2 separate regions of the Homo sapiens genome follow, and region 1 is linked to region 2. A link is a loop called in an ENCODE intact Hi-C map of the cell type or tissue named here. Cell type or tissue: dorsolateral prefrontal cortex. All regions are shown on one strand. Each heading gives the region's core, and the rest is flanking DNA. Links, peaks and the distances in the headings are about the cores only. Region 1 overlaps APP-DT (APP divergent transcript). Region 2 has its middle 54 kb from the start of GABPA.

Region 1 (16,788 bases), core at 3,309-11,308, 400 kb before region 2:
CACCCAAATCTCATCTTGCAGCTTCCATAATGATTGAATTATGGGAAATGATTGAATTATGGGGGTGAATCTTTCCTGTGCTGCTCTCATGATAATGAATAAGTCTCATGAGATCTGATGGCTTAAAAAAAAAAATGGGAGTTTCTCTGCACAAGCTCTCTCTTTGCCTGCTGCCATCCACATAAGATGTGACTTGCTCTTCCTTGCCTTCTGCCAGGATTGTGAGGCCTCCCCAGGCATGTGGAACTGTAAGTTGATTAAACCTCTTTCTTTCGTTAATTGCCCGTTCTCAGGTATGTCTTTTAACAACAGCATGAAAACGGACTAATACAACCACCATACCTGACTTTTTTTTTTTTTTTTTTTTTGAGACAGAGTCTTGCTCTGTCACCCAGGCTGGAGTGCAGTGGCGCGATCTCAGCTCACTGCAAGCTCCGCCTCCCGGGTTCACGCCATTCTCCTCCCTCAGCCTCCTGAGTAGCTGGGACTACAGGTGCCCACCACCACGCGTGGCTAATTTTTTGTATTTTTAGTAGAGATGGGGTTTCAACATGTTACCCAGGATGGTCTTGATCTCTTGACCTTGTGATCTGCCCACCTCAGCCTCCCAGAGTGCTGGGATTACAGGCATGAGCCACCACACCCGGTCACACCTGACTAACTTTTAAAATTCTTTTTTGTTTGGAAGAGGTCTCACTACGTTGTCCAGGATGATCTTGAACTGGCCTCAAGCGATTCTCGCACCTCGGTCTCCCAAAGTGTTGGGATTACAGGTGTGGCCAGTTGTGGTGGCTTATGCCCAGCACTTTGGGAGGCCAAGGCAGGCAGATTGCTTAAGTCTAGGAGTTTGAGACCAGTCTGGGCAACATAGTGAAACCCTGTCCCTACAAAATATACAAAAATTAGTCGGGTGTAGTGGAGGCTGATGTGGGAGGATCACTTGAGTCAAGGAGGTTGAGGCTGCAGTGAGCCGAGATCGCTCCACCACACTCCAGTCTAGGTTATAGCACAAGACCCTGTCTCAAAGTTTTTAAAAAAGGGATGACGGGTGTGAGCCACTGTGCTGGCCTGAAGTGGATCTTAAAAGTTGTTCTGCAATTCTGCCATTTTCCCCGTGTCCCCTCACTCTCTCTATCTCCTAAAGATATAGTCTGCACCTTTTCCTCAAAGCTCCAGGTCCTTCTCCTAAGTAGCCTTTAGTGAGAAACAGAAGAAATCAGGAAAGACTTTCCACAAGCTCCCCGCAACCACATCTACTCACCTCTCTGCATAGGCGCTCATACATATGTCTGCCTTCCCTCATTTCTCAGCTCAGGCATGCTCAGCAGATCTTTCTGTAATGACCAAAATATTCTTTGTTGCTGCTGTCTAGTACTGTAGTCGCCAACCATATGCAGCTATTGAACACTTGAAATATGGCTAGCACAACGGATTTTTTTTTTCTTTTTTTTTGAGATGGAGTCCTGCTATGTCCTCCAGACTGGAGTGCAGTGGCACGATCTCAGCTCACTGCAACCTCCGCCTTCCAGGTTCAAGCGATTCTCCTGCCTCAGGCTCCCGAGTAGCTGGGATTACAGGGGCATGCCACCACATCCAGCTAATTTTTGTATTTTTAGTACAGATGGGGTGTTGCCATGTTGGCCAGGCTGGTCTCGACCTCCTGACATCACGTGATCCGCCCACCTCGACCTTCCAAAGTGCTTCCAAAGTGCTGAGGTGGCATGAGCCACCTAGCCCAGCCAGAAAAAATTTAATTGTCTTCATTTTAAATTAATTTACATTTAAATAGCTACATGTGGCTGTCTATAAGGTAATATAGCTAGAGATGTCAGTCCCATCTAAGACCAACTCCTGTGCTTGTATTCAGTGTGCCACTCTCTCTTATACTCTAGGACATTGTTCCAACAATTGTTCCTTCTCCTGCTTTGTCCATTTTCCTTTGTTACAGAATCATTCTCCTCTGCATACAAATATATTTTCACATATTCAATTAAAAAAAGCCTCTTTGCCAGGTGCGGCAGCTCATACCTGTAATCTAAGCACTTTGGGAGGCCGAGGCAGGAGGATCGCTTGAGCCCAGGGGTTCAAGACCAGCTGGGCGATACTCCACTCCCAAGCTGGAGTGCAGTGGTGCAATCACAGCTCACTGCAGGCTCGACCTTCTGGGCTTAGGTGATTCTCCCGCCTCAGCCTCCCAAGTAGCTGGGACTACAGGCATACACCACCACACCTGGCTAATTTTTGTATTTTTTTTCCTATGTGCTTCTACAAATATATGAAATGTTTTATGAATGTGCGTGTCATTCTTGCACAGGGGCTGTGCTAAACTTCTCCGTATCATTCCAATTTTAGTATAGGTGCTGCTGAAGCAAGCACTAATTTCTGTATTGTTTTGTACAGATGGGGCTTCACTATGTTGCCCAGACTGGTATTGAACTCCTAGGCTCAAGCTCATAAAAAAATTAGCTGGGTGTGGTGCACGTGCCTGTAGTTCCAGCTACTCAGAAGGCTGAAGTGGAAGGATCGCTTGAGTGAAGGAGGTTGAGGCTGCAGTGAGCTGTGATCCCACCACTGCACTCCAGCCTGGGTGACAAAGTGAGCTCCGTCTCAAAAAATAATAATAAAATTACCTTCTCTTGGTATCTCTCTTTAGCTACCTTCAGCTTTTTGCTCCCTTCACAGCAAAAGTCTTCCCAAAGAATATTTTAATCATTGCTGGACTCAAATTTCTTTCCCCTACTCTCTCTTGAGCCCACTCAAATCATACTTCTGTCCCCACCATTCTGAACTGGCTCTTGTCAGTGTCAGCAATGACCTCTCTATCACTAAATACAATGCAGTCCTTACCTTATTTGACACACAGTATCTGCAGCATCAACCCAGTAATCATTCTGTCCTCACGAAGCACATTCTTGACTTGGCTCCTTGGAAACCACCCTCTTTCTCTTCCTACTCCACTCGCTGCCCCTCCTCTGCTTGCTTCTCTTTTTCCTGCTCATCTTAACAACCTCAACATTTCCAAGTACACTAGGGCTTAATCCCAAATCCTTTACTTTGTTGGGGGGGTGCTCAGGGGGACCAGGTCTCACTCTGTGGCCCAGACAGGAGTGCAGTAGTGCCATCTCAGCTCACTGCAACCTCTGCCTCCCAGGTTCAAGCCATTCTCATGCCTCAACCTTCTGAGTAGCTGGGATTACAATGCCTGCCACCACACCTGGCTAATTTTTGTATTTTTGGTAGAGACAGGGTTTTGCCATGTTGGCCAGGCTGGTCTTGAACTCCTGGCCTCAAGTGATCCACTCACCTCGGCTTCTCAAAGTGCTGAGACTACAGGCATGAGCCACAATCCCCAGCCTCCAAAGCCTTCTTTTTGTCCTCATTTCACCCTAAGTGATCTCACTCAGTACCATCTGTATCCTTACCCTGACCACTCCTCTGAATTCTAAATTCATGCATCCAACAGCCTAGCTGGCATTTCAAACTCAAAGATGAGTAGGCATCTTAATCTTAATGTGTCCATACTGAACTCTTGGTCCTCCCCCTTAAAACCCACTGCTCCATCAGGAAAAATAGCTAATGGACGCAGGGCTTAATACCTATGTGATGGGTTGATCTGTGCAGCAAATCACCATGGCACACGTTTACCTATGTAACAAATCTGCACATCCTCCACATGTACCCCTGAACTTAAAAGTTGAAGAAGGAAAAAAAAGCCCGCTGCTCCTACAGTTCTTTCCATCTCAATGAATGTTAACTCCGTTCTCCAAGTTGCTGTGGCCAAAAGCCTTGGGTCATCTTTGACTCCTTTCTTTCTCTCACATCACAATTTCAGTTCATCAGAAAATCCTTTTGGCTCTAACTTCAGAATATATTCCAAAACTTCCCTCTCCTCACCACCTTCCACCCTCATGTACATTTCTGCAATAGCCTCCTCCTGGTTTTCTTCCTTCTGTCCTTGCCTCCCCATAGACTGCTTTCAGTACAGAAGCTAGAGTGATGCTTTTAAAATACGAGCCCAGTCATCACCTTCATCTGCTCCGAAACCCTCACTGGCTCCCCTTCTGCTCAAAGAACTTAAAATGGTTTTCAAGGTCTTATACTATCTGGCCCTTTTCCCCTCTGTGTTAGCTTTCTAGGACAGCCATAATAAAGTACCAGAGACTGGATGCCTTAAACAACAGAAATTTATTTTCTCACAATTCTGGAGGCTGGAAGCTGAGATGAAGGTGTCAGCAGGATTGGCTTCTCTGGGGGCTTCTCTGCTTGGCTTATAGATGGCTCTCTTCTCCCTGTGTCGTCACATGGTCTTCCCCCTGTGCCCATCTGTGTCCTAATTTCCTCTTCTTGTGAGGAAACCAGTCATATTGGATTATGGCCCACCCTAGTGACCTCATTTTAGGTCTTTAAAGACATTATCTCGAAATACAGTCATGTGCTGAGGTTCTGGGGCTTATGGCTTCAACATGTGAATTCCGGGGAGACACCATTCAGCCCATAACAACCTCCCTGACCTCACTTCCTCCCACTCTCCCACTCACGCCCTCCACTGGAGCCTCAAGGGCCACCTCGCTGTTCTCCAAACACATCAGACTTATTTCTGCCTCAGGAGCTATTCTCTATGCCCAAATCCTCTCTCCCCAAACAGTTGCAAGTCTTCCTCCCTCATTTCCTTTACTTGTTTGCTCAAAGCTCACTACATCAGTGGGGCCTTTCCTGATCACTGTATTAATAGAATAGCAAGGTCCCAAGCTCCTAACCATACACAAATTTTCCATCTCCCCTTGCTCTGCTTAATTTTTCTCCACAGCCTGTATTGTTATATATCACTTTGTATATTTTCTTATTTACATGCTTGTATTTTTTAAATCTCCTGCAACTTAGTAGGTGCTTATTAAATATCTGTCAAATTGGTGGATAAGTAGGATACAGTCATTTTGCCAAAAGGAATACATCCAAAGTTCAGCATCACAAGGGATCCAGCAACTGTAACCTATAAGGCACAGTTTAGAAAAATCAGATATTTAGCTTTGAGAAAAAAAGAGAAGCTTGAGGAAATACTGGATAAGTATTTTAACACTTCTAGAGGAGTGCCCTGTGGTCGAAAGCACAGTCTGTCTTTGCATTTGGTGTTACTGCATGGGGCAGTGTTGGGATGTAAGGACAGAAGTGAAGAGAAGGTAAATTTTAGCTAAATGTAACAACACAAAAATTCTAGTGAAATGTTTTATTTCCTGAAGCTGGCTCCCGATAATAGAAAATAAGGAGGCAGAAGCCAGATGATTGTCTCAAGAATATTGCAAGAGAGACACCTGCCTTTGTGGGAGGATCAAACAGGTGATTTCTGAGTTGAGTTCCAACTCTAAGATTCTAGAAAGACAACCCAACTTTAAATGAGGAAACTGTCACCACTTCCTATAGTATGGCTGGTCTTAGCGCCCCATTGCTTTTATGACTCAGGTCTAGCAAGGTGGCCAGATGCTGGAAGCACCACAAGATGAAATGAGATCTGGAAGTCAGGAGGACAAAGGCCAAGCTTTGCCAATAAATATTCATATGACCATATGCAAGGGACTTCATTTATCTGGCTCTCCAGTAAGTCCTCATCAAATTAAAGACTTGGCCTAAATGACTACTTCATCCCTTTCAGTTGTAAACACTGTAATTCCAGATTTTTTTTCCTCAACTAACAGGAACTGTAAGAGAGTTGTGAAAGAGAGACTTCAGACAGTCACGGAGGCCAGACACAGTGGCTCACTCCTGCAATCCCTGAACTTTGGGAGGCTTGAGCCCAGGAGTTTGAGATCAGCCTGGGCAACATAATGAGACCCCATCTCTATGAAAAATTTGAAGAAATTAGCTGGGCATGGTGGTACCCAACTGTAGTCCCAGCTACTCAGGAGACTGAGGTGAGAGGACTGCTTGAACCCTGGAAGTTGAGGCTGCAGTGAGCCATGATTATGCCACTGCACTCTAGCCTGGGCAACAGAGTGAGACTCTGTCTCAAAAAACAAACAACAACAACAACAACAAAAGACAGACACAGAGTATATATGGAGTGGGATGGGAAAGAAGGTACACTGGCACGTTCAGATTGAAGGAGAGTCATGTTAAGTCACATCGTTCCTTCCTTATCAGAAGATTACAGAAATGAGAGGAAAACATCCTCTGGGCCAGTTGTCCAACATCTTGTCTTCAAGCATGTGAAAGGGTAGAGAGCTCTGAGCTTGAAAAATCAGGATGAAACTGCTACTTAATCACAGACACATTACAGAACTGCTTCTCACTCCCAAGGGTCCAGTAAAGCTTCAAGTTGTGTTGTGCTTCGGTTTATGGAGACTAAATCTCACACTGAATGAATATCACTGAAGACTAATTTCAAAAACAAGTCTATCTATGAGTGAGCACACATCACTGTGCTTGCCCGAGCTTCTTTGTTTTGATTGATAAAATGTCTTCTGTGGATGTTTCCTAGGTGCTGAATTACTGAGACTAGTAAGACAGCATTAAAGACTTGAGTTACTCAAGCTTAGTTTCTAATATCTTTGTCTGCCTTTTTCTAGCTTAGTCTGTTTATGGCTTTTGGAGTTGTTTAGAGATTTTGGTCGAAAAGCACCAAACAGGGCCAGGCGCAGTGGCTCACGCCTGTAATCACACCACTCTGGGAGGCCAAGGTGGGTGGATCACGAGGTCAGGAGATCGAGATCATCCTGGCTAACAGAGTGAAACCCCGTCTCTACTAAAAATACAAAAAATTAGCCAGGCATGGTGGCGGATGCCTGTAGTCCCAGCTACTCGGGAGGCTGAGGCGCTCAGGAGAATGGTGTGAACCCGGGAGGTGGGGCTTGCCGCAAGCGGAGATCGCGTCACTGCCCTCCAGCCTGGGCGACAGAGCAAGACTCCGTCTCAAAAAAAAAAAAAAAAAAAAGAAAAGAAAAAAGAAAAACACCAAACAATCTTGATACAACCTGATTTTAAAAATAGAAAATTCCCAGTAGCTCCCAAGTAGTTAAGGCAGAAATGGTACAATGGACTAAGCAAATCTTTGACCTGTTTTCTTATGTCGGTCAAAAACACATAAATTTGATACTTTTCAGGATTTAAGCCAGGGTAGCTGCTAGTGCTCTAGAATGACCTGAAAACCAGGTGGTAGAGTTTGGATATTTGCCCCTGTCTAAATCTCATGTTGAGGTATAATCCCAGTGTTAGAGGTGGGGCCTGGTGGGAGATGTTTCAATCATGGAGGTGGATCCCTCATGAATGCCTTGGGCCACTCCCTTGGTGATAAGTGAGATCTCCCTCTGAGTTCACATGAGATCTGGTCTCATTAAAAGTGTGTGGCAACACCCCCAACCGCTCTCTCTCTCTTGCTCATCACATGCTTTCACCAGGTGATGTGTGTGCTTCCCCTTTGCATTCCACCATGATTGAAAACTCCCTGAAGCTTCACCAGAAGTCAAGCAGATGCCAGCACTGTGATTCATGTAAAGCCTGCAGAAGTGTGAGGGAAATAGTCCTCTTTTCTTTACAAATTACCCATCTCAGGTATTTCTTTACAGCAATGCAAGAACGATGTAACACAGAAAATTAGTGCTGAGTAATGGGGGCATTGATATAAAGATATCTGAAAACATGGAAGTAACTTTGGAACTGGGCAGAGGTTGGAAGAGTTTGGAGAGCTCAGAAGACAGGAAGATGAGGAAAAGTTTGGAATATCTTAGAAACTGGTTAAATGGTTGTCACCAAAATGCTGACAGAAATATGAATAGTGAAGTCCAGGCCTGCCAAGGTCTCAGATGGAAATGAGGAACTTATTGGGAATTGGAGCAAAGATCACATGTGCTATGCATTAGCAAAGAACTTGGCTGCATTCTCTTCATGCCCCAGGGGTGTGTGGAAGTTTGAACTTGTGAGTGATGACCTAGGGTATCTGGCAGAAGAAATTTCTAAGCAGCAAAGCATTTAGGAATTAACCTGGCTGCTTCTAGCAGCCCGACTCAGATATAGGAGCAAAGAAGTGACTTAAAGCTGGAACTCATATTTAAAAGGGAAGGACAGCGTATAAGTTTGGAAAATTTGCAGGCTGGCCATGTGGTTGAAAAGCTGAGCCCATTTTCATGGGAAGAATCCAAGCAGGTTGCAGAGCAAACCACTTGCTAGAGATATTTGCATAACTAAAAAGAATCCAGATGGTAATATCCAAGAAAATGGGGAAAAGGCCTTGAAGGTATTTAAGAGACCTTTGCAGCAGCTCCTTCCATCACAGACCCAGAGACCTAGGAAGAAAGAATGGTTTTGTGGGCTAGGCCCAAGGCCCCACTGCCCTGCACAGCCTTGGAACACTGCTCTCCATATCCCAGCCACTCCAGCTCCAGCTGCGGTTCAAAGGGACCCAGGTACAGTTTGGGCTGCCACTTTGGAGAATGCAAGCCATAAGACTTGGAGGCTTCCACACAGTGTTATGTATGTAGGTGCACAGAATATAAGATTAAAGAATGCTTGGCAGCCTCAACCTAAATTTCAGAGGCTGTACAAGAAAGCCTGGGTGCCCAGGCAGAAACTTGTTGCAGGTGCAGAGCCTCCAAAGATAACCTCTACTAGGGCAGTGACAAGGGGAAGTGTGAGGCTGGAGACCCCACACAGAGTCCCCAATGGGGCATGACCTGGCAGAGCTGTGAGAAGGGGGCCCCTGCCTTCTAGGCCTGAGAATGGCAGATCTACCAGCAGCTTACACCTTGTGCCTAGAAAAGCCATGGCACTCAACAACCTGTGAGAGCAGCCATGAGGGCTGTACCCAGCTGCAAAGCCACAGAGGCAGAGCTGCTGATAGCCTTGGGAGCCCACCCCTTGCTCCAGTGTGCCCTGGATGTGGGACATGGAGTCAAAGGAAATTATTTTGGAACTTTAAGGTTTAATGACTGCCCTGCTGGGTTTTGAAATTGCATGAAGACTATAGCCCCTTTCTTTTGGCTGATTTCTCCCTTTTGGAATGGGAATGTTTACCCAGTGCTGGTACTCCCATTATATCTTGGAAGTAAATAACTTGTTTTGATTTTACAGGCTCATAGATGGAAAGAGATGAGTCTCAGATGAGACTTTGGACTTGGAATTTGGACTTTGGACTTTTGAGTTAATGCTGGAACAAGTCAAGACCTTGGAGGACTGTTGGGAAGGCATGATTGTATTTTGAAATGAGAGAGGGACATGAGATTTGAGAGGGGCTGGGGCAGAATGATATAGTTTGTGTACTTATCCCCACCCAAATCTCATGTGGAATTGTAATCCCTAGTATTGGAGGCGGGACCTGGTAGGAGGTGATTGGATCATGGGGGTGGATTACTCATGAATCGTTTAGCACTATCTGTTTGTTGCTGTCCTTGTGATGAGTGACTTCTCATGAGATCTGGCTGTTTAAAAGTGTGTGGCACCATGCTTTCTCTTGTTCCCGGTCTGGTCATGTGACATCCCTACTCCCCCTTCACCTTCCATCATGATTGTAAGTTTCCTGAGGCCTCACCAGAAGCCAAGCAGATGCCAGCATCAGGCTTCCTGCAAAGCCTGAAGAATCATAAGCTGATTAAATCTCTCTCTCTTTTTTTTTGAGATGGAGTCTCATCCTGTGGCCCACGCTGGAAGGCAGTGGCACTATCTCTGCTCTGAGGCTCAAGTGATTCTCCTGCCTCAGCCTCCTGAGTAGCTAGGATTACAGGTGCATGCCACCACACCCAGCTAATTTTTGTATTTTTAGTAGAGATGAGGTTTCACCACGTTGGCCAGGCTGGTCTCGAACTCCTGACCTAAGGTTATCTGTCCACCTCAGCTTCCCAAAGTGCTGGGATTACAGGTGTGAGCCATTGCACCCGGCCTCTTTTCTTTATAAACTACCTAGTCTCAGATATTTCTTTTTGGCAATGCAAGAATGGCCTAATACACCAAGATTTGTGTTTTCACCATTTTTTTTCTGTTTATAACCATGTTATTTTACTGTTTATCTGAGAAAAGAACCTGGCCTGTTAGTATTTTTTATCGACTGACAAACTCACCAGAATAAAGTGGGTATTAGGACCCTTGGTTCTGCAAGATTTTGGTAACAGAATCTGTTTTCACTAATTGTTGGGAAACAGAAATGATATTCCTTTTAGACCTAGCTCCCTAAACCTTTTCCTCGTTTTGCTTTTTGGTACAATAATGAGGGCTGGCAGGGCTACTTGACACCATTAGCAGTAGACAAATTTTTCAATAAGGACTAACAGAGAAAAACTATGGAAATTCTGATTTATTGTTTGGCCGAGAGAGTTCTCTGTCTCCTTGTGCCCTTGCTCTCCATGTATATTTTATGAGACATTTCAGCAAAGGCATCTCTCAAAATTAATCCCATAGCTGTCTCCTTCAATTCTCCTCCTTGAAACTCTTCACCAATCTTCATAGGGCCTTGGCCACTTCTTGAGGGCCCTCCCACCAGATGATTAAAGGCAATACAGTGAACGAAAGTCTTATTCCGAGACTTGTCTTTGTAAACTTAGTGATCCTTCTTCCTTTTCACTTACGAAAATTTAAAGAGAAGCAGTCTCAAATGTGAACTGAATGCCGTCCCATTACTCCCCCAAACTGGGAAGAAGCTGGTCATATACTTGCACATTTATATAATAAATATTCAAAGACTCTAATCTGGTATCTTCCATATAACACACACTTTAACTCCTATTTTAAACTTTCAAAAGGCTTTTTATGGCATCTTATGCCCTACTTTAAAATGTCTGTCAGCCTAATATTTCTACTTTTTTTTTATTAATTTATTTTCAAGGTCATGTGTGAAAACAACTTTCAGTGAAAAGAACCCATCTGCTTTGACAAAAATGTACACTATAAACCTTCACTTCTACAAGGGTCTAAAAAAATTCAAGGGTTTGATTCGAATGCTTCCAAACCACATTCCCTAAAGCATGCTTTGTGCAACACTAGGAGTTGGTGCAGCAAACAAAAACAAGGAATGGGGAGAGGTGCCAGGCAGGCGCGGTGGCTCATGCCTGTAATCCCAGCACTTTGGGTGACCCAGGCAGGTGGATCACTTGAGGTCAGGAGTTCGAGATCAGTCAACATGGTGAAACCCCGTCTCTTCTAAAATACAAAAATTAGCTAGGTGTGTGTGCACGTAATCCCAGCACTTTGTGAGGCTGAGGTGGGTGGATCACTTGAGGTCAGGAGTTCAAGACCAGCCTGGCCAACATGGTGAAACCCCATCTCTACTAAAAATACAAAAAAAAAAATTAGCCGGGTATGGTGGCACACACCTGTAATCCCAGCCACTCAGGAGGCTGAGGCATGAGAATTGCTTGATCCCTGGAGGCAGAGGTTGCAGTGAGCAGAGATCATGCCTGGGGAAAAGAGAGAGACTATGTCTCAAAAAAAAAAAAAAGAAAAAAGAAATAGGGAGAGGGAGTGATGCTACATACTGAAGCTACCTACCCTCTTTAAAATTCAAAATGCAGATTATCATCTTAAAGAATTGTATGCATTTTAAAGTGAAGGTATTTGTTTAATTTTGTTTAACCTCTTATTTCTCAAAGTTACTTGATTACAGAATTCTTTTCGGGTATGCATGCAATACCGAGCAACATATGACCGAGCTAGGGTTCCATGGTACACAGTTTGGAACTTGTGCTAGAAAATGTTACTCATTATTTTATAAGAAGTATTATTCCAAGGCATCTATGCATTGGAAAATAATCTTGATATGAAATATGACTCGATCCCTTCTCATACCATATTTACAGGGTATGGTGGTTAACTTTATGTGTCCACTTGTCTCTTAGCCCATCCTGGGTTAAGGGATGCCCAGACAGCTGGTAAAATATTATTTCTGGGAGAGTCTGTGAGAGTATTTCTGGAAGAGATTAGCATTTGAATCAATAGACTGGGTATCAAAAACCCATCCTCACTAATGTGAGTGGGCATCATTCAATTAACTGAGCATAGGAATCATAAAAGAGGTGGAGGAAGGCAAATTTGCTCTCTCTTCTGAAGCTGGGACATCCATCATCTGCTCCTGCCCTTGACTTCAGAGCTCCAGGTTCTTGAGCCTTCAATACCAGCAGACACTCTTCAGCCCTTCAGCTTCACATGCAAGAATTACACTGGATTTCCTGGTTCTTCGGCTTGCAGGGGGCACATATTGGAACTTCTTGGCCTTTATAATCTCCTGAGCCAATTCCTATAAGAAGTGTCTTTATATATCTATATATATCCCATTGGTTCTGTTTGTTTGGAAAACCCTGATACACAGGGCTATCTATAGCTCACCCCCCAAGTACTAAGTCTCCAGATGATTATTAGGTTCTTATAAACACAAAATATATATGCTTATTTTGTAATATCAGGTTGTTAACTTCATCTGAGTAGTTTTCAGCACATATGATGGGGATAAGTCATCAGTTATGACAGACAACTTCCGGAGTTACATCACCAATGTTCATCTATCACTCACCTTTGCTTCAAACTTTATGCATCATATTCAAGTTAATTCCTATTGCATGTACTTCTGATTTCCACCTACAAAATGAACATTAAATTTATTATTTCCCTCATTTAAAAAAAAAGATTTCAGGCCAGGTGCAGTGGCTCATGCCTGCAATCACAGCACTTTGGGAGGCTGAGGCGGGTGGATCACTTGAGGCCAGGAGTTCAAGACCAGCCTAGGCAACATGATGAAACCCCTATCTCTACTAAAAATACAAAATACAAAAAAAAAAAAAATTAGCCAGGTGTATGTGTGCCTGCAATCCCACCCCTACTCAGGAGGCTGAGGCAGGAGGATAGCTTGAGTTCTGGAGGCGGAGGTTGCCGTGAGCCAAGATCACGCCACTGTACTCAAGCCTGGGCAAGACAGCAAGACTGAGACTCTGTCTCAAAAAAAAAAAAAAAAAAAGTTTTCAAATCACTTTTTCTCCTTTGCAGTTCAGCATTGTCACTAAAGGTGTCCAGGTTAGACAGAACTGGGTACAAACCCTCCTTTCTCTTCCCCTTACTCTTTCACCTCTTCATTTGTGACATGCAATGTTAACCCAATACAACTCATGAGTATTCAGAGATCCCGTCTGTATACGTCCTCAGCCTGACATACTGTAATCCTTAGGCATCCTTATTAGTAATAAGATGTCCTTGTGTGATTTTTTCACAAACTTTTCACAGACCCTATCTATGTTCATTCCTGGAACCTCTGGCACATTCTTCTTCCTTCTCTTCCCAATCTCAACTTTTTCATCCTCTGAATCTCCCTATACTTTCCCCGTGGACAAGCCTCTAGAAATGTTAAAATGTCAGATCATGATTGGTAAATCTGTAGTGACTAATTGCCCACTGCTGCCTATTCCATCTGACCTAAATTCCTCAGGTCTTCTAACATTAAGACCTCTTCCTGGCCGGTTGTGCTGGCTCATGCCTGTAATTCCAACACTTTAGGCAGCTGAGGCAGGCAGATCACTTGAGGTCAAGAGTTCAAGACCAGCCTGGCCAACATGGTGAAGCCCTGTCTGTACTAAAAAATACAAAAATTAGCCGGACCTGGTGGTGCGTGCCTGTAATCCCAGCTACTCGGGAGGCTGAGTCAGGAGAATCACTTGAACCCGGGGCAGCGGGGGAGGCTGCAGTGAGTGGAGATCAAACCACCGCACTCCAGCCCAGGTGACAGAGCAAGAGTCAGTCTCAAAAAAAAAAAAACAAAAAAAAAAACCTCTTCCTATAGCTAACTCCCACTTACCACCCCCATCATGAACACTCTTGATGTATTTACATGGTTTCTCCTTCGAACATCCTCCTTTCTTCTTTCTTAATGGTTGTTATCAAATACCCTGATAAAAAACAAAAACAAAAAACCTCCTCTGAAGGTCCCTTATTCACCCTTCCAACGCTACAGGTCTGTAACTCTCATTTTCTTTTTAAAAAATTTTTATTTTTTTAATTTATTTTATTTTTTTTTTCAGACGGAGTCTTGCTCTGTCGCCCAGGCTGGAGTGCAGTGACACGATCTCGGCTCACTGCAACCTCCACTTCCCAGGTTCAAGCAATTCTCCTGCCTCAGCCTCCTGAGTTGCTGGGATTACAGGTGCCTACCACCACACCTGACCTCAAGTAACCCACCCACCTCGACCTCCCAAAGTGCTGAGAATACAGGTGTGAGCCATCATGCCTGGCCAAAATTTTTAAATTTTAAAAAATATATTTTATTTTTTGTAGAGACAGGGTCTCATTTTGAGCCCAAACTGGTCTTGAACTCCTAGGCTCAAGTGATCCTCCTGCCTTGGCCTCCCAAAATGCTGGGATTATAGGCACAAGCCACCAGGCCTGATCCTTACTTTTCTTCTGATGAATTCACATATATGTGCACAAATACTTTATACTAAATTGTATTTACTGATGTACTTTTTTCACTGTGCCTTTTCTTTTTCTTGCCCAGATATTTTTCTCATATAAACATTAGCTCCTTAATGGGAGCAAATGAACCAGTTTTTTTTTAATTCCCACCCAAAGTGAGAATATAAAAATTTTTTATTGATCCACCAATACTGAACACTTTCATTTCTAATAGTTATATTTAACTGAATAAATTACACACGGGACAAAAATGTTATTTAAGGGATAAAGTTGGGTGTTTGCTCAGGGACAACGTTGTATATTGAATGATTTGGTGCTTTTGTGAATTTATCATTCAAAAGACCATCGTGATGGCTAAATAACAGAAAGGAGAGCTTTATTGGCAATATCAATTTGCAAACCCGGAAGACATAGTCTTCGGTGTATGCTGAATGTGGTCTCTCTTCAAAAGAGAGGAAGGACAGTTGGGTTTCATGCCTCACAGGGTCTGTTTCACACAGTGGAGTCATACATATTCAGCAGGTTTGGAGGAAAAGATATACATATTTATGAGGGGAGCTGAGTGCATGTGCAATGGGTAAATATGTATGTGACATCCCATGTACACTTTGGGGCAGGGTTTTAGTGTTAAAATGAGGTAAAATTTGGCTCTTTACATCAAAAGGTGAACTACAGGACCCAAAGACAGTTTGTGCACAGCCTCTAATAAACTGGCTGACACTGGCTTAAGGTCTGCAATTGCTTATCAGAAAAGAATGTTTGTAAGGCTGGTCCTCATTCCAATTAGAGTTGTAGTGGTCTGGGTTGTAAATCACAGGATGGGGCTGATAGTTCCTATTATTAGGGAGTTTAGAGCCATAGAAATTGAGAAATTGGTCATGCCAGCCAGTCCCCGAACCCTAACCCTGTAGGTAACTTTGTTTCCTTAACCTTACAGTCCATCTTAGGTGATAAAGGGGTGTCTGTTTTGGTATCTCACATCACAAATTGTTGGTTGGTTTGTGTGTTTGTTTCATCATTCAGGATGTTGTTTCTTTAGGGAATGTGAACCTGAATTCTCAAGGCTTGTTAGACTGTAATGTTCCCATTCATTTTAGGTTTAGCTCATGCTTCTCTAGCCACAGCCTTCACTTGGATTTTAAAAGTTGAATTACTCATCAAAGTCTCTAGGACACGAAAGACAATCCTTAGGTATGATTTGACCAGTAAAAAAGAGATCCAGCTGCCTTGAAGCATAAGATCCCCTCGGCTCCAATGTCTATCACTAATATTCAGTGTGGCAAGGATCCCAGGCCACAGAGCTGTGGCTTCCTGCAGCTGCTCTGGGGAGTGACTCTCTTGGAGCATGTGATGTGGTCTTCCATTGTGCAGGACCAGCCCAGTGGCATCCTTTCAACACCTCTGGCAAGCAGCCTTTCCAAGCACGGTGCCGTCTGAAAACAGGAGGCATATCTTTCACATCCTAGGCACACGCCCTAGGGAGTGGTCAGGGTTTTGTCCAGTTCTCAGCAAACTAGCTACAGCTCCATCCCTTACTCCCACACTCAAGAGAGATACTAGAATACAACTGAGAGTAGCCTGATATGATGCTAACCTCGAGTTGCTTTTATTTAAATTAAAATAAATCAACCAGACACAGTGGCTCATGCCTATAATCCCTGCATTTTAGGAGATCAAGGAGGGTGGATCACGAGCTCAGGAGTTTAAGACCAACCTGGATAACATGGCAAGACCCCATCTCTACAAAAAGTACACAAATTAGCTGGACATGGTAGTGCGCACCTGTAGCCCCAGCTACTCTGGAGGCTGAGGTGAAGGATCACTTGAGCCCAGGAGGTAGAGGTTGCAGTGAGCTGAGATTGTGCCACTGCTAATAATTAATTAAATAATTAATTAAATTAATAAATCGTGCCACTTTATTAAATAAATAAAACAAGAGTAAATCACTCACAAATTTGGAGCTTTTATTAGCAAAACATTACTTAGGAAATCTAAATAAATAACACGGGGTTGACAGCCATTGTTCTAACTGGCAGCCCCTGGCAAGCTCAAAGCCAGGATTATGCTGGTCACTTAAGTGACAGCTATTGCGAATTGTTGTTCTCTCAAGAAAAAAGAACCGATTTCTATGGTAAACCAGGCACTGTGCTGGGTGCCTTTACAATTCATCACCACACCACCTAATGAAAGGAGCATTCTTCAGAAACTGTAGTGCTCAGGCTTTCTCAAGGCCTGAGTTCTTTTCCACCAGAGCATATTGTTGCCCTATTATCCAAAGTTCTCTAAGGAAGAGAACTGACGTAAGACCCACATGGCTCCATTACATCTTCTGGCTACTTGATTGATTTTCATACTCCCTACCTCTGGGGTTGGTATGTACTATCTATTTCTTTCTCCTCTCGTTCTTCCTTTTTATTCCAT
Region 2 (16,788 bases), core at 3,578-11,577:
CCTTGTTTTTGTAGCCCTTTTACACATGATCTTTCAAAAGCAATAAACTTATTTATATCCTGTCCCATTTGGAAATGGATGGAAGGTGACTGCTTGAAGATCTCAGACAATTTCATACTCAAATTTCACACTTCAAAAGGAACCCAAAATATGCCTTTCCTGAGTCTTGGCCATGTCGGATCTGAGCCATCTCTAAAATATGGGTCCTTAGTGTCATTCTCAAAGCTTTTTTAAAAGCAGATACTGCCAACTTGCTTAGTAATGAATTCACCCTCTCAAACCAGATATTTAATATTTTTTAAAAAACATTGTTTTTGTAACAGCTATGTATTTAAAGATTTGCAGAGATAATACAAACAGTTCAGAGACATGTCTCACAGCCAGCTTCTTCAATTATTAACATCTTCCATTAGTATGGTACATTTGTCACAATTATTGAACCAGTAGTGACAATGTTATTAACTGAAGTCCAGCTTTGATTTCGTTCATTTTCTTTGGTTTATTTTCAATTTCAGTGATTTCTGCTCTAATTTTTATTTTTTTCTCTGTTTGCATCACTCTTATTCTTTTCTATAGTTTCCTTTCCTATAGCTTATTGATTTTAGATATTTCTTTTCATCTAATATATATATTTAATGCTATAAATTTCCTTCTAAGCACTGCTTTCACTGCATCCCACAAATTTTGATAAGTTGTATTTTTAAAAATTTTTACTGTTTTATTATTTTTTTAAAGAGACAGGAGACTCACTATGTTGCCCAGGCTACTCTCAAACTCCTGGCCTCAAGTGATCCTCCCGCCTCAGCCTCCCAAAATGTGATATAAAACCATATTGTTACATTTCTTGTTTCATTTCCTGTGAACTTGGAAACTTAAAACTCCTTGTCTCACTGTAAAACAGATCATGACGTTTTATAGTTGAAATAATCAGTGCTGATAATGGGGTGTAAAATTTGCAGAGGCACAGAAAAACTCAGTGATTGCAATAAATATTTTAATGCAATACTTTTAGTTCATGTAAAACATTTATAATGAATAAAATAAGAATTTAATAACATCAGGACCAATATATTATCTAAAGAGCGGAAGTCCCTCCCACATGGACCAAACATGGAACCTACTCTTTTATTGCTCAGCACAACTGAGACAGGTTGCAGCCTTTAGTAAGACTTAACTCAACGTTCAGGACTTAACTCGAATGACAGAAAGTCATTTCAATGCAATACACAGTTTTATTTCAGCTGCCAATGGATACTGCAGCTTTCAGAGCTCTTCGTCCAGGAGCCATCTTTACCGGATGCCTTGGCCCAGTGTGCATGAGGATAGAAAGTATGTAATCCTCTACCCAGACAGAGTACCTTTGAGCTAGTCTCCTGACACTGGTATCCCGTGCTACCAGCAAAGATCTATACAACAGAAACAGGTGCCATACAGTTTCTCCTTGCCAAGCCAATCTAAGGACTGAGTTGTCAGTCCTAATTTCCTCATTTAGAATGCACCTCTTTCTGAAATAACTGATGAGAATATCCTTTTGCATCAACAAAAACTTTGCCTATAGGGCTTGGAATTTGTCATAGGGCATCGGTAAGAAATCACACCAGAATACATTAGTATAATATCAGAACCTTTCTCCAAATATGTATGATTCTGTTTTAATAGCTTCACATGCAAGAGATCAAAATTATAGTCCAGGCTCAATTCTACTTTATCACTTGAGTTCCCTCTTTGTGTGAGATGAAGATCTGCCCTCACGTATTTTCTATCAATGGCTAAGTCTCAACCCTGCATCACTCATGAATAATTTCTTTAACAACAACAGAAGCAACAACAAGAACAAGACACACTCTCTCACACCCACACGCACACACCCCTACCTCCATAAGAAAGAGTAGCAGATCATAGGCATAGTGTAGCTTAAATTTAAAAAGGGAAATAAACTCTTTATAAAAATGCCACCCGGCCCCGCGCGATGCTTACGCCTGTTATCCCAGCACTTTGGGAGGCAGAGGCAGGCGGATCACAAGGTCAGGAGACTGAGATCATCCTGGCCAACATGGTGAAACCCCGTCTCTACTAAAAATACAAAAATTAGCTGGGCTTGGTGGTGCGTGCCTGTAATCCCAGCTACTCGGGAGGCTGAGGCAGGAGAATCGCCTGAACAAGGGAGTTGGAGGTTGCAGTGAGCCGAGATTGCACCAGCTTGGCGACAGAGCAAGACTCCATCTCAAAAAAAAAAAAAAAAAAAAAAAAAAAAAAAAGGGCTGCTCTACCTCCTCAACTCCTCTATGTCACTCTTGCTCTCTCATTCTCTCATGATGTCACAGAACATTCTACCTCCTTAGAAATTACTCTTTTGGTTAAACTATCAGCTTAATATGGATATAATCAAATAATCCCTTCTGGTGGTTTTCCCAGAAGCAAGGTCTCAGGATATATTTAGGCCTCACCTCCTGCGAGGTTTCTACCAGCATATTTAAGGTTTTGAAAATATTAGAACCAAATTTTACCTAGGGCGCCATGTTACAATTACCGTAATGTATTTCAGCACATCCTCACCAGTTACTAATGAAAATTTCAAAATTTCACTGGTCCTAAAAAATAAGGATAAATATATGAGATGCTTAAAAAGTTAAATGTATTTAAAGAATACTCCTTTATTCTTTGATTACATCACTAGTACATCCTTTTTCTGTTAATTTATTAAATTATAATGTCATAGGTTTTGTTTTGTTGTTCGTTGCTTGTTTGGTTTTGAGAAAGGGTCTTGCTGTGTCACCCAGCCTGGAGTGCAGTGACCATCATGGCTCACTGCAGCCTCTACCTCCTGGGCTCAAATGGTCCTCCCACCTCAGCCTCCTGAATGGCTGGGACTACAAGGCATACATGACCATGCCTGGGTAATTTTTAAATTTTTTGTAGAGATGGGGTGTCTCACTGTGTTGCCCAGGCTGGTCTTGAACTCCTAATCTCAAGCAGTTTTCCTGCCTTAGCCTTCCACAGTGTCGGGATTACAGGCATGAGCCACTGCACCCAGCCATGTTTTTTAATTCTGATTTTACAAAATACAAATTTTGAAAGCATGTGTCATCCACCTCAGGTTGTTGGCTTGTGGGTTTGTTGTTGTAGCTTACTATGGGCTGAATTATGTTCCCCCTGTCCCCAAGCCCCTGATTCATATATTGAGGTCCAAACCCCAGAAACTTAGAATGTGACTGTATTTGAAGATAGAGTCTTTAAAAAGGTAAATTAATTAAAATGAGGTTATTAGGGTGGGCCTAATAACCCACCTTTTGACTGGTATCCTTAATAACGGGAGGAACTTCCGATACAGACAAGCAACAGAAGGAAGATGACATGGCCAAGTGTGGCGGCTCATGCATATAACCCCAGCACTTTGGGAGGCCGAGGCAGGCGGATCACCTAAGTTCAGGAGTTCGAGACAAGCCTGGCCAACATGGTGAAACCCCATCTCTACCAAAACATACAAAAATTAGCCAGGCGTGGTGGTATGTGCCTGTAATCACAGCTACTCAGGAGCTGAGGTGGGAGAATCGCTTGAACCTAGGAGGCAGAGGTTGCAGTGAACCAAGATAGTGCCATTGCACTCCAGCCTGGGTGACAAAGTGAGACTCTCTCAAAAAAAAAAAAAAAAACAAAGGAAAGGAAGGAAGGAGAGAGAGGGGAAGGGAGGGAGGGAAAGAAAAAGAAAGATGATGATGTGAAGACACATGGAAAAGAAATCCGTCAAAAGTCAAGGAGAGAGAAGTGTGTAACAGGTCCTTCCCTCAAGACCTAAGAAACCAACCGTGATTTTGGATTGCTAACTTCCAGAATTGTGAGGAAATAAATTCCTGTTGTTAAAGCCACCTAGTCCATAGGACTTTGTTATGGCAGCCTTAGAAAACTAGAACATTGTTATTGTTTTGTAATTTTACCCTTCCATGAAGTCCCCAAATCTTGGGAATCTCATCTCAATTCATTAGGGGCCAGTTTTGTCTTGCACATGGGGAAGCAGGGGTCACATAAGCTTCTTTTGTATCTCTCTTCACACAAAGTGGGCAACACATCAAAATTTGCTGAAAGCTTGGGATACAGAAAAATATCCCCAGAAAGATCACCAGGGAAATTCTAGATGAAGAAAGTGCTTCATCATGGTCCCAGCAGACAAACTGAAAACTATCTTACTCTCAATATTAAAATCAAATTTGACGAACAAGATTCATGTTGACAGAATTTACTTTACAAGGATGATTTTCCTTTGTAGTGTTTATTCTGTCAACAGGTATCAACCCTTCCTCTCTTTTTTTTTCGTTTTCTGTTTCACCCTTGTCATGACTATTATCCCCCGGACTCAGGGAATTTTCTGTCTCTCCTCTGTGGCTTGAAGTTACCACAGCAGATACCAGGAGTCTTCCTAGCCACGTAATCAAGGAATTTCATTCAAGGTCCATTTTCCATCATGTCCTGGTGGAGTCCACAGAAACCTGGGTTCTCCCTGTGCCTTTCAACTCGTTTCAGGCTGGCTGTGGTGGCTCACGTCTGTAATCCCAGCATGTTGGGAGGCCAAAGTGGGAGGATCACGTGAGCCCAGGAGTTCAAGACCAGCCTGGGCATCATAGGAAGACCCCATCTTTACAAGTAATTTAAAAATTAGCCAGACGTGGTGGTGCACACCCGTAGCCCCAGCTACTCAGGAGGCTGAGGCAGGAGGATCACCTGAGTCTGGGAGGTTGAGGCTGCAGTGAGCCTGTTCACACTACTGTACTCCAGCATGGGCAACAGAGCCAGACCCTGTCTCAAATAAATAAATAAATAAATCTCTTTTAATTAATGCAAATCAAAACCACAGTGGGATACCATCTCTCACCAGTCAGAATGGCTATTATAAAAAAGTAAAAAAATAACAGATGCTGGTGAGGTTGCAAAGATAAGGGAATGCTCATATACATACATTGCTGGTGCTCATGTAAATTAGTTCAGCCACTGCAGAAAGCAGTTTGGTGATTTCTTAGAGAACTTAGAATTACCATTCGACCTTAGCAATCCCATTATTGGGTATATAATTAAAGGAATACAAATTATTCCACCAGAAAGACGACATGCATGTGCATGTTCATTGCAGCACTATTCACAGTACCAAAGATGAGGAATCAATCTGAATGCTCATCAATGGTAGACTGGATAAAGAAAATGTGGTACAATATAGCATGGAATACTATGCAGCCATAAAAGAAGAATGAGATCATGTTCTTTGCAGAAACATGGACAGAGCTGGAGACCATTATCCTAAGTGAACAAAGGCAGGAACAGAAAACCAAATACTGCATGTTCTCACTTATAAGTGGAAGCTAAGCATTGAGAACACATGGACACAAAGAAGGGAACCACATACACCAGGGCTTAGTTGAGGGTGGAGGGTGGGTGGAGGGTGAGGATCAAAAAACGACCTATCAGATACTATGCTTATTACCTAGGTGACAAAATAATCTGTACATCAAACCCCCTTGAAACATAATTTACCTGTATAACAAGCTTGCACATGTATCTCTGAACCTAAAAGTTAAAAAAAAATTTCATTGCCTCAGTGGCTGTTTTGAGAGCATTAAGAGGCTATGAGAGCATTGAGAGGCCCATTTTCCCCCTCTTCCTACCCATCTCAGACCCATCTCATTTCCCCATGAAACTCTGCCTCATACTTCTGTCTGAGCACTCTGAGCCCTACCAGCATGGTCCTTTGGCATCCAGAGCTGTTGGTGGCGCTGAAGGACTGAACACTCCTGCTTTTTCTCAGGCAGAATTCCAATGAAATGTCCCCACACTGATCACTGTTATTGGTTCATAGGCATAAAACAGAAACAAGGATTCTTAGTTGGTGTGTATTGTACCAATGACATCTCACAATCTTGCCTTGAATTTCTTTCAGCTTGGCAAAAACCTTTTCTTCACTGGGCATCCAATATCTTACTATAAAAAATTGACTTATAGATCCTGAGGCAAAACTTGGGTTAAAAAAATGAATTTAAACAGGTAACATTATCTACCTTTAGACAGAAAAAAAAAGAATAATCACTTTCTAAAACAAGGTTAAAATGCAAATTATCTTAATTAGAAAAATCACCCATTACAGAAAGTATAACAACAAAAAACAGTCCTAAATGAGATCCTCCTTGAAAATCATGGTCTTATGGAAGGAAGTTTCATAACAGAAAACATTTGTGTAACCTCAGCTCCAGCATTTTCCATTTGCAAATATCACAATATGCTCTGTGGGGAGTGTTAATGAATACATCTGTTTGCCTCCTTGCACAGTTGAATAGTATCTGAAAACAGATCTGTTTTCACATTTCAGAAAGATATCCAGTAAGTTTGTGTTGATGAACAGTGTTAAGTTACATGAGTTCCTTTACCTTGCCGTTTAAACTAACACTAAGATACAGGAGTCCCTAAACAGCTGCTAAAACTCAGGGACATATTATTTACTTTGGAGCCATAAAGTACCCAGGCAGACATTTTTATCCCAACATCTGTTAATTTTCACTCTGAACCATTACCACTCCTTTTCATAAACAGCGTTGTCCTTGCTTTGGACTTCCTCTGTTGTCTGTCGTGACTTCCTGTAGGGAGAAAGATGGTGCAGGAGCCCAAAGCTAGAAATTTAGCCCCAAGAGGTTCATTTACTACTTCTACAGAGCAGAGAAGCCATATGAAAGTCTGTAATTACTGCTACCTCAATGTATTGCTGCAGTTCAGAGCATAGGAAGATCTGTCATTGCAAAGAGCAGCAGTTTCACAGCTTCCAAACTCACGATGGCTTTGTGTGTTTGTTTTGCTGACTCATAGAAGATCAGGTAAATGCATTCACTCAGCCCCTCTGATTCCAGATGTGGAATCCTGATGTTCTGCCATGCTCCCATTCCCATTTTAGCCTTGCCCCCAAATACGTTTCCTCTTGATTTGGCCACATTATTAGATTTGTATCCTCCTTCCCCCGCTGCTGTATGCCACATGTGTGGGATACCTTTGCCATAGTGACATCAACTGGAACAAGTTGGAACTGAAATCTCTAAGCATCACAGAACCTCCCAGATTCACATTTTTTTCTACATGACTTAGAAATACCGCTGTAATAATCTCTGCCATAAAAATAATCCCAGTTGGATTTGAAAATAGACTTTGCAAATTCCAACATAAATAAAAATAATTTTACAAGTGTACACTAATGGCCATGAGAACTGGCTAGTCCATATATTTAGGCTCATACTTTGGAAAACATGCTGGCAATAATGATATGAGAATGATTCTTAAGTTAACTCTCAAATTTTTAAGAAGACTTCTACATAAATTCATATGAATTAATAGCCAGTTAATACTTATATTTTTTTATTAAACTTTACTGAAATATTCATTTACTGGGCAAATATATATTTTAAAATCAGATTTATGTAAGGCACTAATAATGCAAGATGGTTAACATATTTACACAAAGTTGTATGAATCTTGGGTGTTCCCTATCCCCTGGGAATTTACAGCACAACCATTAGGTTAGTGCGAAAGTAATTGTGGTTTTTGCCATTAAAAGTAATTGCAAAAATCGCTATTATTTTTGCACCAACCTAATAGATAAAACCCATTTACAATACAATTGGATAAAATCTCTAAAATATAGACTGTGTTAATTGCCATAAAAGAATGCTACAAAAATTCAGATGAAGGAATCAGTTAGCATTTTAGTTGGAATTTGAAGACTGGGTACAACTTTTAAAAAATTGACATATAATAGTTGTATATATTTTGGGGGTATATGTGATATTTTGATACACGCATATAATATGTAATGGATCAGATTTTAAAGTAATGGAAATTAACAATAATCTATTACTTTTTATTCCCAAAAGTCATTTTAAATTTTATTCTGGGACTAGGCTTTGCTGGTTTGTTTTTTTTTTTTTTTTGGGGGGGGGGGGACTGAGTCTTGCTCTGTCACCCAGGCTGGAGTGCAGTGGTGCGATCTTTGCTCACTGCAACCTCTGCCTCCTGGGTTCAAGCACCTGCCTCAGCCTCCCCAGTAGCTGGGACTACAGGTGTATGCCACCACACCTGGTTAATTTTTTATTTTTAGTAGAGACGGGGTTTCACACCTTGTTAGCCAGGCTGGTCTCGAACTTCTGACCTCAGGTGATCCACCTGCCTTGGCCTCCCAAAGTGCTGGGATTACAGGCATGAGCCACCACGCCCCGCTGGGACTAGGCTTTCTTTTTAAACTTTGTCAGGTAGGATCAGGGCAGCCTTTAGTCTCTAGCATTCCGAGTACTCTATGCCTTATAAGGTTTTCCTCTCTGGCTGGTGGAAGCACAACCATTACTTCTCCTGTGTATGCTCTGAGGATTGTTCCCTGTGCTCCTGTCACGTGGCTCCTTCCCCAGCCTTGGGTAGGATCCTCCCGTGTATATCTACTGACCAGGTCTCACTGGACAGCCCCAGGGGAACCCTTTGCAGATCTCCCAAGCTTGATCTCTGTGCGATTTTTTTCTCTCTGCTCTGTGAACTCTAGCTGTCTTGGCTTCCCAGTGGTTTCTACTCTCTCTGCATGCTGCAACCCTGGAATCTCAGTTTAAGCTGATAAATAAATGAGACTTACCTCATTCTGGTTATACCATCTTAACCATAAGTGGGAGTATGACTACAGTGATCTATTTTTATAGTAGAAATTGGAATAAGCAAATGTGTTAAAAATCCTTTTTCTAGAGATAACGAATGTGTATTAGTGAATTGTCCTCCGATTCTTTAACACTTATATGCAGATATACTCAAATAAATACACACCCAAACACAACTTAGACGTCTGCAGGAAGGCTTTCCATTCCTTAAGATTTACATTTCCTAAATCTAAAACTGGGTAGATTTTTGGTTAATTGCCTCCAAACTCACCTTTTCAATGCATTTTTATGAGAGGCACATGTGCAGGTGGCGATAGTGGACATGGAAGGATATAACTACTATACTCTGAGCGTTTGCGTCTCCCTAAAACTCACATGTTGAAACCTAGTCACCAAGGTGATGGTGTTAGGAGGTGGGGCCTTTGGGAGCTGATTAGGTCATGAAGGCAGAGCTTTCATGAATAGGTTTAATGCTCTTACAAAATTGGTCCCAGACAGCCGGGCGCGGTGGCTCACGCCTGTAATCCCAGCACTTTGGGAGGCCAAGGTGGGTGGATCACCTAAGGTCGGGAGTTCAAGACTAGCCTGACCAACATGGAGAAACCCCGTCTCTACAAAAAATACAAAATCAGCCGGGGTGGTGGCACATGCCTGTAATCCCAGCTACTTGGGAGGCTGAGGCAGGAGAATCGCTTCAACCTGGGAGGCGGAGGTTGTGGTGAGCAGAGATCGTGCCATTGCACTCCAGCCTGGGCAACAAGAGCAAAACTCCATCTCAAAATAAATAAATAAATAAAATTGGTCCCAGAGAGCTGTCTTGCCCCTTTAACCATATGAAGACCCAGTGGTGAGAAGGCGTCATCTATGAACCCGGAAGTGGGTCCTCACCAGACACCAAATCTGCCAGCACCTTGATATCAGACTTTCAAGCCTCCAGAACTGTGAGAAATAAATGTCTGTTGTTTATAAGCCACTGGTTAATGATACTTTGTTATAACACTCTTTGACATATAGTAATGTCAACATCTTAAAATTCCACATTTGACATTAATCTTGCTGAAAGATTCTGCAATGCAGGCTTCATAGGCATAGTGCTTAGCTCTCCTCCCTCATTTTATGGGTAAACAATGACAAAACAACAAAATCTTATTTTACTATACAGAATGACTCAAGTCTCCTCAAACCCCGTCTTTAAATTCAGCTCTAGGATTTCCTTCAAATATCCATGTTATGAAGTTTCTGAAGAGAGTAAAAAGGTCTGTTAGGGAACAGCATTCACATTTTTTAAGTTACCTGTGGTGTAAAGATCACATATACATAAATACATGTGATTTACATATATAGATACTGATGTATGTATTCTTCAAACCGAAATTTATTTTTAGACAGCTTCTCTCTCTTGTTGCCCAGGCTGGAGTGTAATGGTGTGATCTCGGCTCATTGCATCCTCCGCCTCCCAGGTTCAAACGATTCTCCTGCCTCAGCCTCCCAAGTAGCTGGGATTACAGGCGCCTGCCACCATGCCCAGCTAATTTTTTGTATTTTTAGTAGAGATGGGGTTTCACTATGTTGGCCAGGCTGGTCTCAAACTCCTGACCTCAATCCACCTGCCTCGGTGTCCCAAAGTGCTGGGATTACAAACAAGAGCCACTGCACCCAGCCCAAAATGAAATATTTTAATACTATATCATAACTTTTTGCTTTTAATAAAATGTTTAAAATTGGATTTTACAAAGAAGTAATAAAAAAGGAAATAAAATGTTATGTTATTTCATATGCCACATCATTTTTAATGGGCTAAACTTTTATGAGCAAACAATACCCACTCATAAGAAATTTGGAATCTTCGTAACTTCTCACAATGACAAAAGCCACTGTGATAGATATTGAAATTAAATAATATATTTTGAAATAATCCAAGTGTGCAAAATAGGAAATGACAAAGGAACTTAGTATATATTTAAACTGAATTATAATAAAAGTACGACATTCTAAAATGTATTTGATGGAGCTGAAGCTATGTTTAGGAGAAATGCACAGCTTTAAATGTATATAGTAAAAAAATTCTTTTTAATGTATTGTTTAATTTCCAAATCATTGGGTATTCTCTACGTATCTTTCTGCTATTGATTTCTAATTAAATCCCTTATAGTCAGAGAACATACTTTGTGTGGTTTTAATCCTTTTAAATTTATCAAGACTTGTCTATGGACTCAAATAAGATTTATCTTAATAAATGGTCTGTGGATTCTCAAAAAATAAGTAAATGTGTTAAACCAGTGACATAAGTTTTCACGTTAAGCCAGAAAGATATGATTACATTAAACCCAAACAAGAAAGAAAGCAATAAAGATAAAAGCATAAATCTGTAGAGAAGACAACAAATAACAGAAAATTAACAAAGCCAAAAATTAATTCCTTAAAAAGATCAATGAAATTGATTCATCCCTAGCAAGACCTTTTTTTTTTTTTAAAAGAGACAAACCCAAATTTCGATGTCAAGAATGAAAGCAAGATATACCACAGATTCTATAGACAATGGATAATAGCAATTTTATGCCAACAAATATGACAAGTTGGATGAAGTGGACAAATTTCTTGGAAAAAGAGTCAACTTGTCCAAGCTGACTTAAGATGAAATTGAAACTCTTAATTTTCCTATATCTACTTAAGAAGTGTAATCCACTAATAAAAAAGTCTCCTCACAAAGAAAACTCCAGGGCTAGATGGTTTCACTGGTGAAGTCTATCCAATATTTAAAGAAAAAATAACAATATTATCCAAAAATGTTCAGAAATAAGAGACAAAAGAAACACTTCCAACTTAGTTATGGGGACAGCAAAAACCCACAGGAAAGCCTGACAACAAGAAAAGAAAATTACAGACCAGTATCTCTTATGTTTGCAGACAAAAAACCAACCTTCAACAAAATACTTGTACACCGAATCCAGCAACATGCCAAAATAATACATCAGAGCCAAGCCGGGTTCATTACAGGAAAACAAAATCAGTTTGTGATTCAAAAATCAATCAACATAATTAAACACATTTAAAGAATCATCTCCAGAAATCCATCTGAGTACCTATGCATTTGTGATAGGTGTTTATAATATAATATTTACTGATAGGGCAGGGTGCGGTGGCTCATGCCTGTAATCCCAACCCTTTGGGAAGCTGAGGTGGTAGATTACCTGAGATCAAGAGTTGGAGATCAGCGTGGTGAACATGGTGAAACCCCCTCTACTAAAAATACAAAAATTAGTGATCGTGGTGGTGCTGTGCCTATAGTCCCAGCTACTCAGGAGGTTGAGGCATGAGAACGGCTTGAACCTAGGATGTGGAGGTTGCAATGAGCCGAGATGGCACCACTGCACTCCAGCCTGGGTGACAGAGGAAGACTCGGTCTAAAAAAAATAAAAGAGTTTTCTTTTTGCCATTTTTTGATTAAAATGTCTTACTATACATCCTTGTAAGCAGATAGAGATATTAATGGATTCTGGGAGAGATCAAAGCTGGATATGAAGATTGATGACTCACATAGATGATTTGTAACGTTACAGTCACCTAATGTGCGGTTGGAAGAGAAAAAGGAGTCTAGTATGGAACCCAAAAGTAGGGGTCAGTGAGGTGGAAAATCAGGTGAGTGTAGCTTCAAAGGAAGTGTGTTCAAGGACAGTCTGGTCAATTCTGGACAATAAAGGATAATGGGAATTTTGACAGAGAGAAAGAAGGAAAAGGAAGGATAAAAAGAGGAAGCATTTCAATCAGAGGGAACAGAAATGAAAAAACAGGGCGGGTGCGGTGGCTCATGCCTGTAATCCCAGCACTTTGGGAGGCTGAGGTGGGCAGATCACCTGAGGTCAGGAGTTGAAGACCAGCCTGACCAACATGGAGAAACCCCATCTCTACTAAAAAAAAAAATATATAAAAATTAGCCAATGTGGTGGTGTGTGCCTGTAATCCCAGCTACTTGGGAGGCTGAGGCATGAGAATCACTTGAACCTGGGAGGCAGAGGTTGTGGTGAGCTGAGGTCTGGCCATTGTACTCCAGCCTGAGCAACAAGAGTGAAACTCCATCTCCAAAAAAAAAAAAAAAACAAACAAACCCACACACACCACAGTCCCTACTCATGCTCCTCCCCAAAGAGATACTAAATTGATCTTCTAGTTATCAACTTTTAGGAAATAGTGAAAATATAGAGAGATTTGAGGAAACATTGTTTCTCATCCTTACCTCCTTCAGATTTCTAGGACACTAGTTAGTGAACTGAGATTGACTTTCAGATAGAGCATATGCCGTTTCCACAATCTAATTCACTCCCAATAGATCCCACAGGGTGACACAAGTTCAACTATTTCTCTTCTGAGAGATAATTCTGATATTGCCAATGACTTGACAAACAGCCAAAAGAAATTCTGACATCCTCACAGATGAAGTGAGGACATAGAACATAATCTTAACATTGATTTATCTTTTCAAAGATATGGGGCATTATTTATTTCTCAACAGAGATGAGATGGGTTAATTTTTAACATAAGAAAGTCGAGAAAACCTTTAGAAGCCTAAATATGAGGGAGAAATGTTTTCAGTGGCATGAAAGTTTATCAAACATATCATGGAATAATTTCAGCCCTAAATCCACCCAGGTGAATGATTTTATTTCTGAAAGGTTTCTGACATCCTGTTTGCTAAATTCTTCTGAAGCTTGATGCTCTCAAATATGTCATTGATTTTCTTCAGTGTGAGAATTTGACAAGAACCTGCCATAAGAACCCTGCGTGGCAGCTTTTTTCAGCTTAGGAAACAAGAAAGGTTAGTATGAATTTTGAGCCTCCGAATATTTTAGCTGGGGGGTAATTCTGCCATTTCTCAAACTGTGCACCAAAAATCTTGTCAAAAACAAAGGAAAAAAAACCAAATGGTCTGATTCCCTCCACTTTTTCAAATCAATCAAAGTGAGATTTTGAGATTTCATAATGAGACTTGGGACAGATCAATGAAACAAGCTGGCCAATTAAGAAATATAAAGTTCTATTTAGAGGAACAAACTTGAGCACAAAGTAGTTTCTACAAAGTCATATACAAATCAAATATATTATGGCAAATAATTAAGCATTAAAGTAAAGGCGATTTTTCCTTTTGTGACTCTTGTTATCCAAATACGAATCACTGTGCTAAAGATACTCTATAGTACCAAAGCATGCTTCTCAAAAAAGTCACAATAATTGTCAGAAAGATATCTTAATATAAATTATTTTTAAATCGACAAAGGGACATGATTTATCTATCAAATGGATAAACATATGTGATTAATAAGATTTCTGATAGTTTTAACAGATTTCCTTTTATCATTTCCCAATGCTGTATTGATGCTGCCGATTGTTTTAGCAGATCCAAGTTTCCATGGAATTATATCTAAGAAACTGTAGGAAAAAAATGCAGTTCTCTAGTATAATAATTTTTCTTTGTCTATAAAATAAGTGATATAAGATGCTAACACCATGAATTTTGAGGACTAATGGCACAACTACAGTGCTGTATCCATTATAACACCTAAGGATTTTTATTTTGAGGAGGAGGCGGATGGAGTCTCACTCTGTCTCTCAGACTGGAGAGCAGTGGCACAATCTTGGCTCACTGCAACCTCCACCTCCAAGGTTCAAGCGATCCTCCTGCCTCAGCCTCCCGAGTAGCTGGGATTACAGGCATGCGCCACCACACCTCGCTAACTTTTGTATTTTTAGTAGAGACAGAGTTTTACCATGTTGGCCAGACTGGTCTCAAACTCCTGACCTCAATCCACCTGCCTCGGTGTCCCAAAGTGCTGGGATTACAGATGTGAGCCACTGGGCCCGGCCACAACTAAGGTTTGAAGATGCAGTGATAAACAAAGACAATATCAGGTCCTGAACGTCATGGCTGCTAATCCAGTGGAGGAGACAGCGCTAAGTGACCGTATTTCTAATGCACAAATCTGACCTGGGCTAATTATGGTTGATAAATAATGCTTCCAGGAAGAAGGAGCATGGAAACTGGAAGCTGGGTAAAGATAAAAACTGGCTCCATGCTTTCACACCACGCTAAGGAAATTGCACTTTTTTTCCAGACGGCAATAAGAAACTATGAAGGAGTTTTAGAAATAGGTTTGATGGAATCTCATTTCCATGTCAGTAAGCTGTGTTACCTTGTGGTAATTTGTGCCTAATGTTTCTTGTGAAGTGATTGCAAGTCTTGGGTTTCTACATATATGCATTACAGTTGCAGTTTCCACTTACTAAACGTTTTTCAGGAATACCACTCCTCTGTAATTTAGAGCTTAATTATAAACCTCTTTTCTTCCTTGGTATTCAAGAACTATGGGCTAGGCACATTGGCTCATGCCTTAATACTAGCACTTTGGGAGGCCAAGGTGGGAGGATCCCTTGAGCCCAGGAGTGTGAGACCAGGCTGGGCAACACAGGGAGAACCTGCATCTACCAAAAATTTAGAAAGAATTAGCCAAGAGTTGTAGCATACTCCTGTGGTCCCAGCGAAAGGCTGAGGTGGGAGGATCGCAAAAAAAATTATAAATGCATCTTTTTTGGGGGGGGCCAAACAGTATATATAATACTGCTAACAATTATGCTTATAATATTTTATTTAGGTACAACTTTTTCAGAAACACATTTGTTACATAAAGTGCCCATTTCATGAAAACAAATATGTATTCTTTACCTAGTGATGCAGTTTTAAAAACCTGCTATGATTTTGTAGGTGACATTGCCGCATCTGTGCTATTCTTTTAGGTAAGCTTCTTTATAATAGTTTTTTAAAAATGCACTATTTTATGGAAAATTTCACGCATACTCTGAACAGAGAGCACAGTATAATAAACCCTCATGTATCTACATGTAGCTACCACCCAGTCTGCTTTCAGCACATGGCCTTTGTGTGTGTGTGTTTTAATCTATAGTCCACCCACTGAAATATTCTGAAGCAAATGCTAGACATCACACTATTTCATCTCTAAGTACTTCAGTATGCATTTTTGAAAGATTAAAATCCCTTTCCTCCATTTCTCTCTCTTCTCTTTCCTTCCTTTCCTCCTTATAACCACAACACTATTATCACACCGAAAAAAAGAACAGCCATTCCTTAATATTTAAAAAAATACAGCGTTCAAATTTCCTTGATTGCCTCAATTTCTTTTATAGTTTATTGTAATCAGGATACAAACAAAACCACAGAATGCATTTGGTTGAGTGACACTCTTAAGTCTCTTTTAATCTACACATTTCCCTTTTTTTCTTGTAATTTTTTTTAACGTTATTTTCTTTTATATTTTTGTTGATTCTATCCATGTAAATGACAGTCTCTCTGTGTCCTATATTTCCTATGAACTGGTACTTACATCTGAGGAATTTATCAGATTTAGGTTCAGTTTATGTTTTGGCAAGAGTTGTCCCAATGCGTCATATTAGGAGGCATATGATTATCTGGTTGGCCTTTTTTTTTTTTTTTTTTTTTTTGAGATGGAGTCTCACTCTGTCGCCCAGGCTGGAGGGCAGTAGCTCTGTCTTGGCTCACTGCAAGCTCCGCCTCCCGGGTTCACGCCATTCTCCTGCCTCAGCCTCCCCAGTAGCTGGGACTACAGGCGCCCGCCACCACTCCCGGGTAATTTTTTGTGTTTTTAAAATAGAGACAGGGTTTCACCGTGTTAGCCAGTATGGTCTCGATCTCCTGACCTTGTGATCCGCCCGCCTCGGCCTCCCAAGTGCTGGAATTACAGAGCCACTGCGCCCGGCCCTGGTTGTCTCGCTTTTGGTGATACTAAGATTGATATATGTATTCAGGGATTGTGAGGCAAATCCATCCTTTACAAAGCGTCTAACTTTTCAGCTAGTGGTTTTAGCAGCTGTTGGTGATGATTGCCTAGAGCCATTATTTTACTAAGGGTTGGCTGTATGATAATGTTTAATAAAACTCCGTTGACTTATTAGAGATGAATACTACTTAAAGTAAAATTTGGTATAAGCTTCTCACTTTGGGTAAGACAAGTACAAGCCAGGAAAAATGAAAAAAATACTCAATGTTTGCAATTCTCATTTTTTAGACGTGTTAAACACACCTCCCTTTCATTGACTGTAGGTA

What was found. Hi-C counts contacts between places; a loop is a spot of excess contacts. Peaks named below come from ENCODE experiments on the same cell type or tissue, not always from the same donor. Only the 100,000 strongest peaks of a DNase experiment are listed, where the experiment ranks them.
Region 1: a loop joins it to region 2, with 2.7 times the contacts of the local background. A loop is called at or near these places in 5 of 110 quality-filtered maps.

Annotation. Positions count from the first base shown.
Region 1 is chr21:26,176,295-26,193,082 of GRCh38, reverse strand. It overlaps APP-DT (APP divergent transcript), which reads right to left. Exons shown (of 4, transcript NR_186396.1): 2 at 12,482-12,546. It also overlaps the pseudogene RNU6-926P. Among named protein-coding and RNA genes, the nearest start is that of APP-DT, 14 kb to the right of the region's middle. In dorsolateral prefrontal cortex, for the core only: no CTCF peak of the experiment used is centred there; no DNase peak of the experiment used is centred there.
Region 2 is chr21:25,780,492-25,797,279 of GRCh38, reverse strand. No RefSeq gene overlaps it. Among named protein-coding and RNA genes, the nearest start is that of GABPA, 54 kb to the right of the region's middle. In dorsolateral prefrontal cortex, for the core only: CTCF peaks have their summits at 6,856 and 7,055; no DNase peak of the experiment used is centred there; H3K4me3 peaks cover 981 bases; H3K27ac peaks cover 1,365 bases.